3 separate regions of the Homo sapiens genome follow, and all the other regions are linked to region 3. Evidence: chromatin contacts called from ENCODE Hi-C data. All regions are on one chromosome and are shown on one strand. Each heading gives the region's core, a stretch centred on a gene start or an enhancer-like site at or near the end of the contact. The rest is flanking DNA. Distances are from core to core; before and after follow the strand shown. Region 1 holds the start of ST7 (suppression of tumorigenicity 7). Region 2 holds the start of POT1 (protection of telomeres 1). Region 3 holds the start of FAM3C (FAM3 metabolism regulating signaling molecule C).

Region 1 (3,336 bases), core at 495-2,994, 4.4 Mb after region 3:
CCAACAAATACGTAATTCCATTAAAACATATATTCAAACAACTTCTTAAAGGTATAGAACTTTGAGACCAGAAGGTATCCTGGAGACATACTTGTCTAAAGCGAAGAAGACAATATTGCGACAAGCAGCCATCCAAAAAGATGAAAAGCGAGAAAGCCATGGTCTTTCCGATGACAGACTCAAAAGGGCTGAGCAGCACCTATTCAAATGGTGAGACAATTCTAGAGTGCTGAATCCTATCCGCCTCCCAGGGACACGATCCCGAGGGATACTACAAAACAAATGTAAATATGAACATGAGTTCAAGTTAGTAATCAAAATACTTAAGTTAGTATCTGAAAGGTACAAGTTTCCTAACAAAATGAGTACATTATCTCAAGCGTTTTAAAAAGCGTTTTAATGCAGCTAAACACCTGAGGAAAATGCATTTCCAGACTTGCACTCCCAGAGTATGGAGATTAACAAGGGAAGATATATATGTGTACATATGTATATATCTTCAGGACTGTAAGAATTTCCCAGTACTGTGAAATTAAAATTTAAAACAAAAACAAAAACACTCTACCTTGAAATTTCCAGATTTAAAGGACTGTAACCCTTAGCTCGAAATTTACTTTGTGTTTCGGAACTCTCTGGAGTGTTAAGGCTCGTGTGTTTTCTTTGCGGGTGTTTTTTTAACGACTCAGTGGGCTGGCTCCAAGTTTGTGAAGATCCTGTTAATTACCTCCTGCATTTACCACCGACCAAGGATGGGAGGCACGCGGCACTTGCTGAGCATATGTAGCTTTACAGGGAAGGGAGACGAGCAAAGATCACTGAAAACTGCAACCGAAACCCTCAGAAATTCCAGCTCTCCCCTCTTCCCTCCGGTCCCTTCGACAATCCATTTGGTGACCTGACACGTCATCCATACACTCCCAAGAGTGCCTTCGGGAACCCCTCTCCCCACTACCCAACCAGAGAGACAGCCCCACGCCCGGCAAGACGCAACTCCGGGCCACGGAGGGCGCCGCCCGGACAGCCCGGCCGGGTCAGGGGGCTTCGCCGCCGAGCACCCTCCGGCAGCCGCCCTCGGGCCTCCGCGGCCGGGCGGGAGGGCGCCTCCCCGACCACACTTCGGCCGCTTGGCACCCACAGCCGGGAGGGCGTGAGGAAGGACTCGGTCTAACTCCGGGGAACCCTCGGAGTTCCGGCGCAGACACCCGAGGGGGTGTCCTGGGAACTCCTTCGCCCGCGACACCCGTTCTTCTCCGTCTCCCGACCACCAGCGACGCAGCAGGGCGGCTGCCGGCCCGGCCCGGCCCGCCTTGCGGGCTGTGCGCGGCGCAGCTCTTCCTCCGCGGGGCCGTGAAGGCCACCGGCCGCCCCCGCGCGCCCAGCTGCCCGGCCCCGCCGCCTAAGCCGCCGCGTTGCTGGCGGGTAGCCGCGGGCCTCCGGTGCGCGGGCCCCGGCGCGTCCCCGAGCGCGCGCCTGGCCGCGGCCCCGCGCGAGTTGCACTAACTTTCCGGGGCGGGGGAGGGGTGGGCGCCGCGGGCCCGGCTCCCAGGCCTTACCTGTGCTCAAGTTGTCGTTGATTTTCAAAGGCACCCGCAGGATGTAGACCAGGAATAGCACGATGAAGAACCACACGGTCCACAGATACGTCCAAGACCAAACTATGCAGGACTTGAGCTGCTCCAGAAAGCCCGTGGCCGCTTCAGCCATGTTTCAGCGCTCCTCTCTGCTGCCGCGGCTCTTGGTGTCTGCCGGGATGATTCACCGGCCCGGAGGCGCAGCTCGCGCCGCCGCCGCCGCCGCGGCCCGGGCGCCCCCGGAGCCCGCCCGCCGCCGGGGACGCGGGCTCGGCGGGAAATCGCGCGGGCCGCGGGCGCGCCGGCTTTTCCTTCTCCAGCCTTATTGCTAACTCTCTAAAGGTCCCTACAAGTGGCTTTCGTGGAGCGATCACGTGGCCCCTGCCCCCTCGCGTTCTGGGTCCATTTATATTTATTATGCTAATATTTAGAAAGAGAAGGCCAAGTGGCGCGCCGAAGGAAACGCCTCAGGCAGTTACAACCCGCATAAGTTGAGCGTTTACCACACGCCAGGCGCTGCTCCACGATCCGTACAATCTCATTTAACCCCTGCAACAATTCCCCACTACGATCCTCTTTCTATAGGTAGGGAAACTGAGGCTCACAGCAGCTGCGTAGTTTACCTTAAGGTGGAACCAAAATTCAATTGCAGTGGTGTATTCTGGGGTCCGAGGTCTTAAACCCTACTCTGCTCCCTTATCAGGATTCAGGCTCAGGGAATGAATAAACCCGGGACAGCTAGGAGAAGGGAGGAGGTGCGCTCCTGTCGCCGGCTAGTAGGCCTGAAGATAAATCACTCTATTCAGCAAGATTTGGGTGGCAGATGCTATTTACCTTTGTTCTGTCTCTTTGAAGCAGCGCAGGGATTTTCCAGAGAAATCTTGACAGATGAATGTTTATCCTCCAGGTTTTTTGGTGATCAGAGGTCAAACTATTCTCAGCCTGTTTTTAATATAAACAATTCTCTGGGATAATTTTGACTGTGAAACGGCCACCTCTAACAGAAAGTCCATTTTAAACATTGTTTTGTTGTTTTTGTTTTGTTTTGACTGTGCTGAATAAAATGTTTCTTTTATTCTAAAATGTTTTCTCAGCTGAAATTTTCAAGTCTGTTTCTGTCCGTAAGTGATTTGACTTTCTATGTATTAGATGGTAATGAGGAAATTGCAGGTTTTCCAGTCTACATCTATTTTTAAAATTCTGAGCATAAAGAATATTTTATTATAAATTGTTTTGCTTACTTGTATAATAGTTTCCTTCATAATTAAATAAGCTCCTTTAACTTTTCACATATAGGGCCTATTACGGCATACATAATGGATGGAACTACTCTTAAATTTTTACTAATTCCAGCCTCTCTCGGCTACTGTTTCTTCCTCACATTTGATCTACTACAGTGAGATCCAGGCCAGAATAAGTGAAATTGGCACACATAGACTTTCTTTATAGTTATTTATGGCAGCACATGACCAAATGATTTTTGTGTCTAACACTGATACATGGAATCTCAGTAAAATAAAACAATATTGTCACCAGTAAAGGATCGTGACTGCAGGTTGTCCAGGTTCTTGGCGTTTTGAACAAAGAATTGGACAAAACACCCAGAGAAGCGACAAAAGAACGAAAGCAGGGATTTATTGAAAACGAAAGTACACTCTACATTGTGGGAGCGGGCGGAGCAGCGGCTCAAAGGCCGAATACAGAATCTTCTTGGGTCCAAATACCCCCAAGAAGTTTCCCTTTGGCAACTCATGCTCATCTCACG
Region 2 (3,331 bases), core at 357-2,856, 3.5 Mb before region 3:
GCTGAGGCCAGAGGATAGCTTGAGCCCAGGAGTTCCAGGCTGCAGCGAGCTATGATCTCGCCACTGCACTTCAGCCTGGGCGACAGAGCAAGAGCCTGGGAGAATGTGTTTAAATGGTGACGGGAAAGAATGAATAAAAGAAGGAAAGCTTAAAATACATTAAGAGAAAATATATTGATGATGATGGAAGGGAGATGAAATTGGTCAGGGTCCAAAGCCCATGTGGAGGGCTTCACATAAAAAGGAGGAATAGTATTTCTCAGCCGGATGCAGCCAGAGATGGAAGGAGGATAGCATCTAAACCTTCCCTATAGTTTTCCTCAAATGGACAGCTCCTGAGTTCATGCACTTGTCACCCCGGCTTCTGCGTGGGATATAACTACAGGGATGGGGAGGGGAAACAGGAGATGGGCTAATACTGAATGCTTCCTGTTGATTAAAAAGGCACTTCAAACATAGCTGGCTGGGCACAGTGGCTCATGTCTGTAATCCCAGCACTTTGGGAGGCCAAGGTGGGCGGATCACAAGGTCAGGAGTTCGAGACCAGCCTGGCCAAAATGGGAAACCCCGTCTCTACTAAACAAATACAAAAATTAGCCAGGCATGGTGGCCTGCGCCTGTAATCCCAGCTACTAGGGAGGCTGAGGCAGAAGAATTGCTTGAACCCGGGAGGTGGGGGTTGCAGTTAGCCGAGATTGCGCCATTGCACTCCAGCCTGGTGACAGAGCGAGATTCCGTCTCAAAAAAAAAAAAAAAGTTAGCTATATCCTCCTGCAAATATGTATATAAAGAAGATATTTTAGTTCAAATTAGCCTTGGAAATATTCATGTAATTCTTTATTACATTTAGTTTCACACTAGGATGATTTCACTTAAATGATTGAAGGCATATATCTGGAATTAGCAGAGAATTCATGTTTAACAATTTATCATTATAAATGATAAATTATAATATTTATCAATTATAAGTTATAATAAATATTAAATAAACTATAATAAACCTATAAAATAAATTATAATAAATATTAATTATACCACAAAATCATGGCCCTATAAAACAATGACAAGGTTAATCAAATCTGTCTGTAAATAGCAAGACTCAATGGTGGCATTATGCCAATGCCCGAAATTACTATAAAAACTCCCAAATAACATTGTTATCCTTGTAAATGCTTCCTTGTAAAGACTGCAGTAGGTGCCTATTTCTTGGAGGAAGAGAACTGGACATTAAAAGAAAGGCTCTGCCTACAGGAGCTTCGAATCTACCAAAGGGAAGCTCAAATCCCGCCCAGCGGACCCGCCCGCTTCCCCTAAGCTTGCCTCCCGCCACGAAAGCTGGAAAGTCACTGGGGGCGGAGCTAAGGGGAGCTGCGAGAATTCCGGGGGATGTGACCGGACTGGGCGGGGCCTGTACCTTGGCCCTGCGCTCCCGTTGACGTCGCATCCTGTCAGTATTTCGCCAAACCTCCAGGCGCCATCAGTGTGTGAACCGTTACGCAGCTGGTCCACCGCGGGCGGAGAACAAGCGACTATGCCCAGGGATCCTGCACGCATGCGTGGAGCTGAACCGTCAGCGTGCGTGTGACGTCACCTGCGCGCCCGCCTAAACTCTTCCTAGGGTTCTTTCTAGAGTACGGGTGAGTGAAATTTGTAAGGTTTGGTGTGTTCATTTGAGTGGGTGCCAGACGTAACGGGCCCGGGATTGAATTAGTTTAGATCAAAATTTGATGTAATTATCGCAGAGAAACGCTTTCTTACGAGTGTTTATCTCGAGCCTGCTGTGTTCAGCATCTTTCTTGGTGTTTTGGGAGAAGCAGACAGGAGTTAAGTCCAAGTCCCCGCCCTCACAGAGCTCAGGTGGCTTGGGGGAAGGTTGGTGCGCAAACATTAAAATTAGATATCGACACTAGTGAGTGTCCCCGTCAAGAGGTCTGTGAAATAAGGTTGAGCCTACGATGCAGAAGTTAATCTCAGTTCAGTAATTTTTGTTTCTTCATTTATTTAGCGGGTGAAGGGAGGGGGCCACAGAAACATGTTGGAGTACGATGCTTTTGGTGCACAGTTTGTCTATACAATATTACAGCTCCCGTGGGGGTTAAAAAAAAACACGATTTTTCAGCCTCCCTCTTCCCCAATAAATTTTACATTTTAAAGCACAATGTTAAAAGCGTTTGTTAGTGACGTTACAGATCTTAAAACTGGCTTTTTGGAGGTACTTTACGCAGCTAAGTAGAAAATGGTTAAGTTTCAGTTCCTTGGAAGAATGTTTTGTATTGATCTTTGCAATAAAATTGTAAAATAATCCATCCTCCTGTCACCCCCCAACCCCGAACCGTGTTAACTATAATAAGGAAAAGCATAACTAAGTCAAAGAGACTTAAAGCAAATTATTGACTTCATTTTGGGTAAAACACTGGTTTTGTATTTTCAGCAGCAAGTTGTCAGATTCCCTAGTTGAATTTGCTTTGGACATCAGTGTGAAGCAGAACTGATATGCCACTTGAATTAATAAAGGAAGTCAATGGGGTGCCTGAAGTTCAGCCGCTGAGTAAATTACATAAAGTAGATTTCGGATCCCTACAGCCAGGTTACAATTATAGCAAGAAATATATTCAGGTAAGAATTTCTATAACTCAGAATGCTTTTTCCTACTAAAAGGAATGCAGTTTTTAAGTGTTGAGTTTATTTATGAGAACTGGTTTAGGTATGGTTTTTATCTTTGTCATAACATTTGAGATTGAATATTTCAATAAGTTATTCTTATTCAGTACTTATTTAGCGAACAATTATCAAATTCGTGTGTGAAACATTGGAGTAAGTTTCTGAGGTACAAAGATGAATAAATATAGTCCCGGAACTAAAGATAATCACATTTCTGTGGGGTCTGACAGATCAATCACCTGATCTCCAATTAAAATTAATAGGTGTGATATTAGCATTGTGATGTGTGAACATGAGAGAGCTTTTGGTTCTGACAGATCACGAAAGTTGAGCTGGAACTTACGGGATAACAGACTGTGCTGTACCTTCCTTTGAGGTAAAAAGCAGTCCTTATGTGCATGTTGAGGAATTTGGATATTACTCTAAAAGCTATGGGAAGTCTTTAGTAGGTTTTAGCAGGAGAAAGACATGATTTACTTTGAGTTCAAAAAACTTTGCTCCTAGGTAGAGAATATATTGGCGAATGCAAGATTAGAGGAAAGATGTTTAGTTAAGAGGCAATTACAGTAATTTAGGTGAGAGTTGATGATGATCTGGGCCAGTGGCAGAGGGGATGATGGGAAGGATATTGAAAAAAGATAGTAATAATAATAACTAAAGTTAACATTCA
Region 3 (2,956 bases), core at 333-2,832:
AAATATAATTTCTACTGTATCCAGGACATAGACACACAGACACTCACCCACACATGATGCTGTACAAATGTTTCATGAAGAATACTTATCCTGAATTTATGCTTTGAACTGTTTTTTTTTTCTATTTTTCAGTGAATCAACAGCAACAAAATGTTGGTTGTGACCCATTGTTATTAATTTCATTACCTACCAAAGGGTTCTAAGCTATATCTTATGGTCAGTGGAGAATAGGCTACTAACACATTAAACTTTATGCACAGGAATTGTTTCAGGTGTGGTGCTATAAGAATATGTCACATGTAATTTCCAATCTGGTTGGCTCGGTTACAGAGCAGATTGCTCTTTCAGAAATACACCGTGACCTCCCTACTCAAGAGGCTTCATAAACTCTTTCAGTGAGACATAGCAGTCTAGGAGAGGCATGTGTACAGTAAGTGTTATGATTTTTTGGTACTATAATAAGCAAAGTGCCTTTTTGTTTATTTGGAGCTACATGAAGCTAGGCCGGAATTCCAGCTTCATAACTTACTATCTTGTATTTTTGAGCAAGATATTTAAACTCAGTTTTGGAGTCTTAGTTTTTTGATTTAAGTAATACACAAATAGCATAATATTGGCACATGGAAGACAATGAGAATTCATTTCATGCTTTCTCCCCTGATCACGGATCACAAACTCCAGAATTCATAGTTACTATTAGTTTGTGTGTTTTATATTTTTGGAGGAAAGCTAAAATTTGGTAGATTATTAATTCTATATTAACACACTATAGTCAAACCCTATTTTTAAATGCAATTTAATTTCTGCAACCACTGATGATCCCAATATTCTGTCAAATACTAGGTAACAGTTATTCATTATTTTAGAATATGGATCTGAATTATGAAATAATTTTGCATTCTAAGGTCTTATGTAGTAAGATTTGGATTAACTTCCCAATTATCAACACAATTGTAGGAAATCTCCTGAGAAAAAATATTTCTAACGATTGTGTATCTTATAATTTAAAAAATAAACGTGACTTGGAAAATGCAAGGACTACTGTTCTTCTTGGGTGGTGCATTAAAGGTGATCAGAATTCTAATGACGCTGGACAGTAGGATTTTCAGAATCAGTTTCCTAGGGTTCAAGAAGTCAAACGGCAAATAACCCAAGGTCCTTGGTTGATCTGACCATCTCAGCTATCTCAAGATATATAAGATGACCTAACTGGCGCATCTCTAGGATGGGTGGGTCATTTAAAATGTTCTGCCCTTGAGGCTGGGATTTTGTGCGTGTAAACGGTGGGGAGACGGCGGTGACACATTTTTCTCCCTCCCGTAGTGCCACCCGGCGCAGGGCCGCTGCGGCGGCGGCAGCTCCCACGTGGCAAGTTCAGATTGTGCAGCGCCTGGCCGGGGGCGGTGGGCGGGACCGCAGACCCCTCCCTCCGCTCTCCGGCCCTTCCCTCTGGCCGGCCCGGGCGCCCGCTTGGTCCTCCACCGCCAGGGGGCGGGCGCGGCTTCCCGGCGGCGGGGGCCCATTGGTCGCGGCCGGGAAGCGTGGGAGGAGGCCCAGCGGCGAGCTGGCTTTCTCCTGGCCACTTGCCGGGGTGAGGGGCAGCCGGAGGAGTCCGAGAGGAAGCGGAGGCGCGAGCTGGAGGCGGCGGCTCCCGTCGGCCTCCGGCAGGACTGAGCGCTGGGAGGCCGGAAGGCGGGCGCGCGCGGCGGAGAGGCGGGCGGGAGGCCGGTGAGACGGCTGGGAGGCGGACGGAGCCGGGGCTCAGGTTCGGGGAGGGATGGAGGAGGCCGGGGAAGCCAGACGCCCACCTACGACTTCAGCCTCCGCGCACTGCGGTCACCGGCCGGGGGCGGGCCCCGGGCCCGGCCGCGTTGTCACGGCGTGTCCGGACGTTGGAGAGGGCGCAGGCGGGACTGGGGTCCCGGAGAGCCGCTGGCCGGGGTTCCCGGCCGCCGCCCCGGCGTGGGCATCCCCGGGCTCCGCGGAGACGGGGCGGCGTCTGCACCTGGCGCTGGCACTCGGCGCCCCGGCCTGGGGCGGGCACCTGGGTCGCATCTTCCCCAGGTTGGCTGTGGCTCGCGCCCCTGCAGCGTGTAGGCTGAGAGCTCCGAGAGGTGGGGACGGAGTTGGGTGTTGCATTCCAACTCCATAGGGGGCCGTTTTGACTCACTTGTAAAGTTTTAGTGTCGCCTATACTAGAGGTACTTTTGGTTTTTTACAAGCTATCCAGCCCTTTGATGTTTGGTGTCTCTTCTTTTTCTTCCTATTTGTTTGCTACTGCTCTCACAGCTCGGGACCACGGATGATGATTAGTGGCCCTAGATCTGAATATGTGAGTGACGGATTGGCAATTTGAGATTGAGAGCTCCAGCTGTTTTACTTGTGGGAGGAGCGGTTTCCATCATCCTCTACCTTTTTTTTTTTTAAGAAAAAATATTATTGCCTGTAATATAGAACTGCTATCTAATTGATAGGACTTTTCCTTTGTTTCTTTTTGGCCAACATGGTGAAACCTCGTCTCTACTAAAAAATAAAAAAATTAGCCAGGTGTATGTATCCATATATATATATGTATGTATGTATCCATATATATGTATGTATCCATATATATGTATGTATCCATATATATGTATGTATCCATATATATGTATGTATGTATCCATATATATGTATGTATCCGTATATATGTATGTATCCATGTATCCATATATATGTATGTATCCATATATATATGGATACAATGACATAAATAATATTAGATTGCTTACTGTGTACTAGGCACTGCCAAATGGTTTCGTGTGCTCATTTATTCTCACAACAGCTCAGTGAATAAGTCCCTTTATCTTTTCTAGTTTTACAGATGGAAATATGAACTCCCGAGAGTAAAGGTCAATGCTGATAGCAGAGGCCCCGACCCCTTGGACTTGTGGCCAATTTGCAGTTACGTTTTCTTAAG

What was found. Hi-C counts contacts between places; a loop is a spot of excess contacts on that map. Pooled maps may share reads with other maps.
Region 1: a loop to region 3 is called in a map of naive thymus-derived CD4-positive, alpha-beta T cell, with 11 times the contacts of the local background. The contact joins the promoter of ST7 here to the promoter of FAM3C in region 3. A Hi-C loop is called at or near these places in 1 of 168 maps with a recorded cell type or tissue (naive thymus-derived CD4-positive, alpha-beta T cell), 1 of 37 single-sample maps with no recorded cell type and 6 of 50 pooled maps.
Region 2: a loop to region 3 is called in a pooled map, with 13 times the contacts of the local background. The contact joins the promoter of POT1 here to the promoter of FAM3C in region 3. A Hi-C loop is called at or near these places in 10 of 50 pooled maps.

The regions. Positions count from the first base shown.
Region 1 is chr7:116,951,909-116,955,244 of GRCh38, reverse strand. ST7 (suppression of tumorigenicity 7) reads right to left here and starts at 1,744. Exons shown (of 16, transcript NM_001369598.1): 1 at 1,554-1,744. The coding sequence starts at 1,704. It overlaps ST7-AS1 (ST7 antisense RNA 1), which reads left to right and starts at 911. Exons shown (of 1, transcript NR_002330.1): 1 at 911-2,799. ST7-OT4 (ST7 overlapping transcript 4) reads right to left here and starts at 1,397. Exons shown (of 5, transcript NR_002329.2): 1 at 1,136-1,397; 2 at 566-784; 3 at 92-271. RefSeq lists silencers at 989-1,288, 1,349-1,548, 1,759-1,828 and enhancers at 750-1,673, 2,089-2,198.
Region 2 is chr7:124,928,100-124,931,430 of GRCh38, reverse strand. POT1 (protection of telomeres 1) reads left to right here and starts at 1,606. Exons shown (of 19, transcript NM_015450.3): 1 at 1,606-1,637; 2 at 2,432-2,616. It overlaps POT1-AS1 (POT1 antisense RNA 1), which reads right to left and starts at 1,558. Exons shown (of 8, transcript NR_125719.1): 1 at 1,415-1,558. RefSeq lists enhancers at 1,322-1,616, 1,371-1,670.
Region 3 is chr7:121,394,934-121,397,889 of GRCh38, reverse strand. It overlaps FAM3C (FAM3 metabolism regulating signaling molecule C), which reads left to right and starts at 1,582. Exons shown (of 10, transcript NM_014888.3): 1 at 1,582-1,728. RefSeq lists silencers at 1,218-1,277, 1,318-2,147 and enhancers at 1,375-1,959, 1,960-2,545.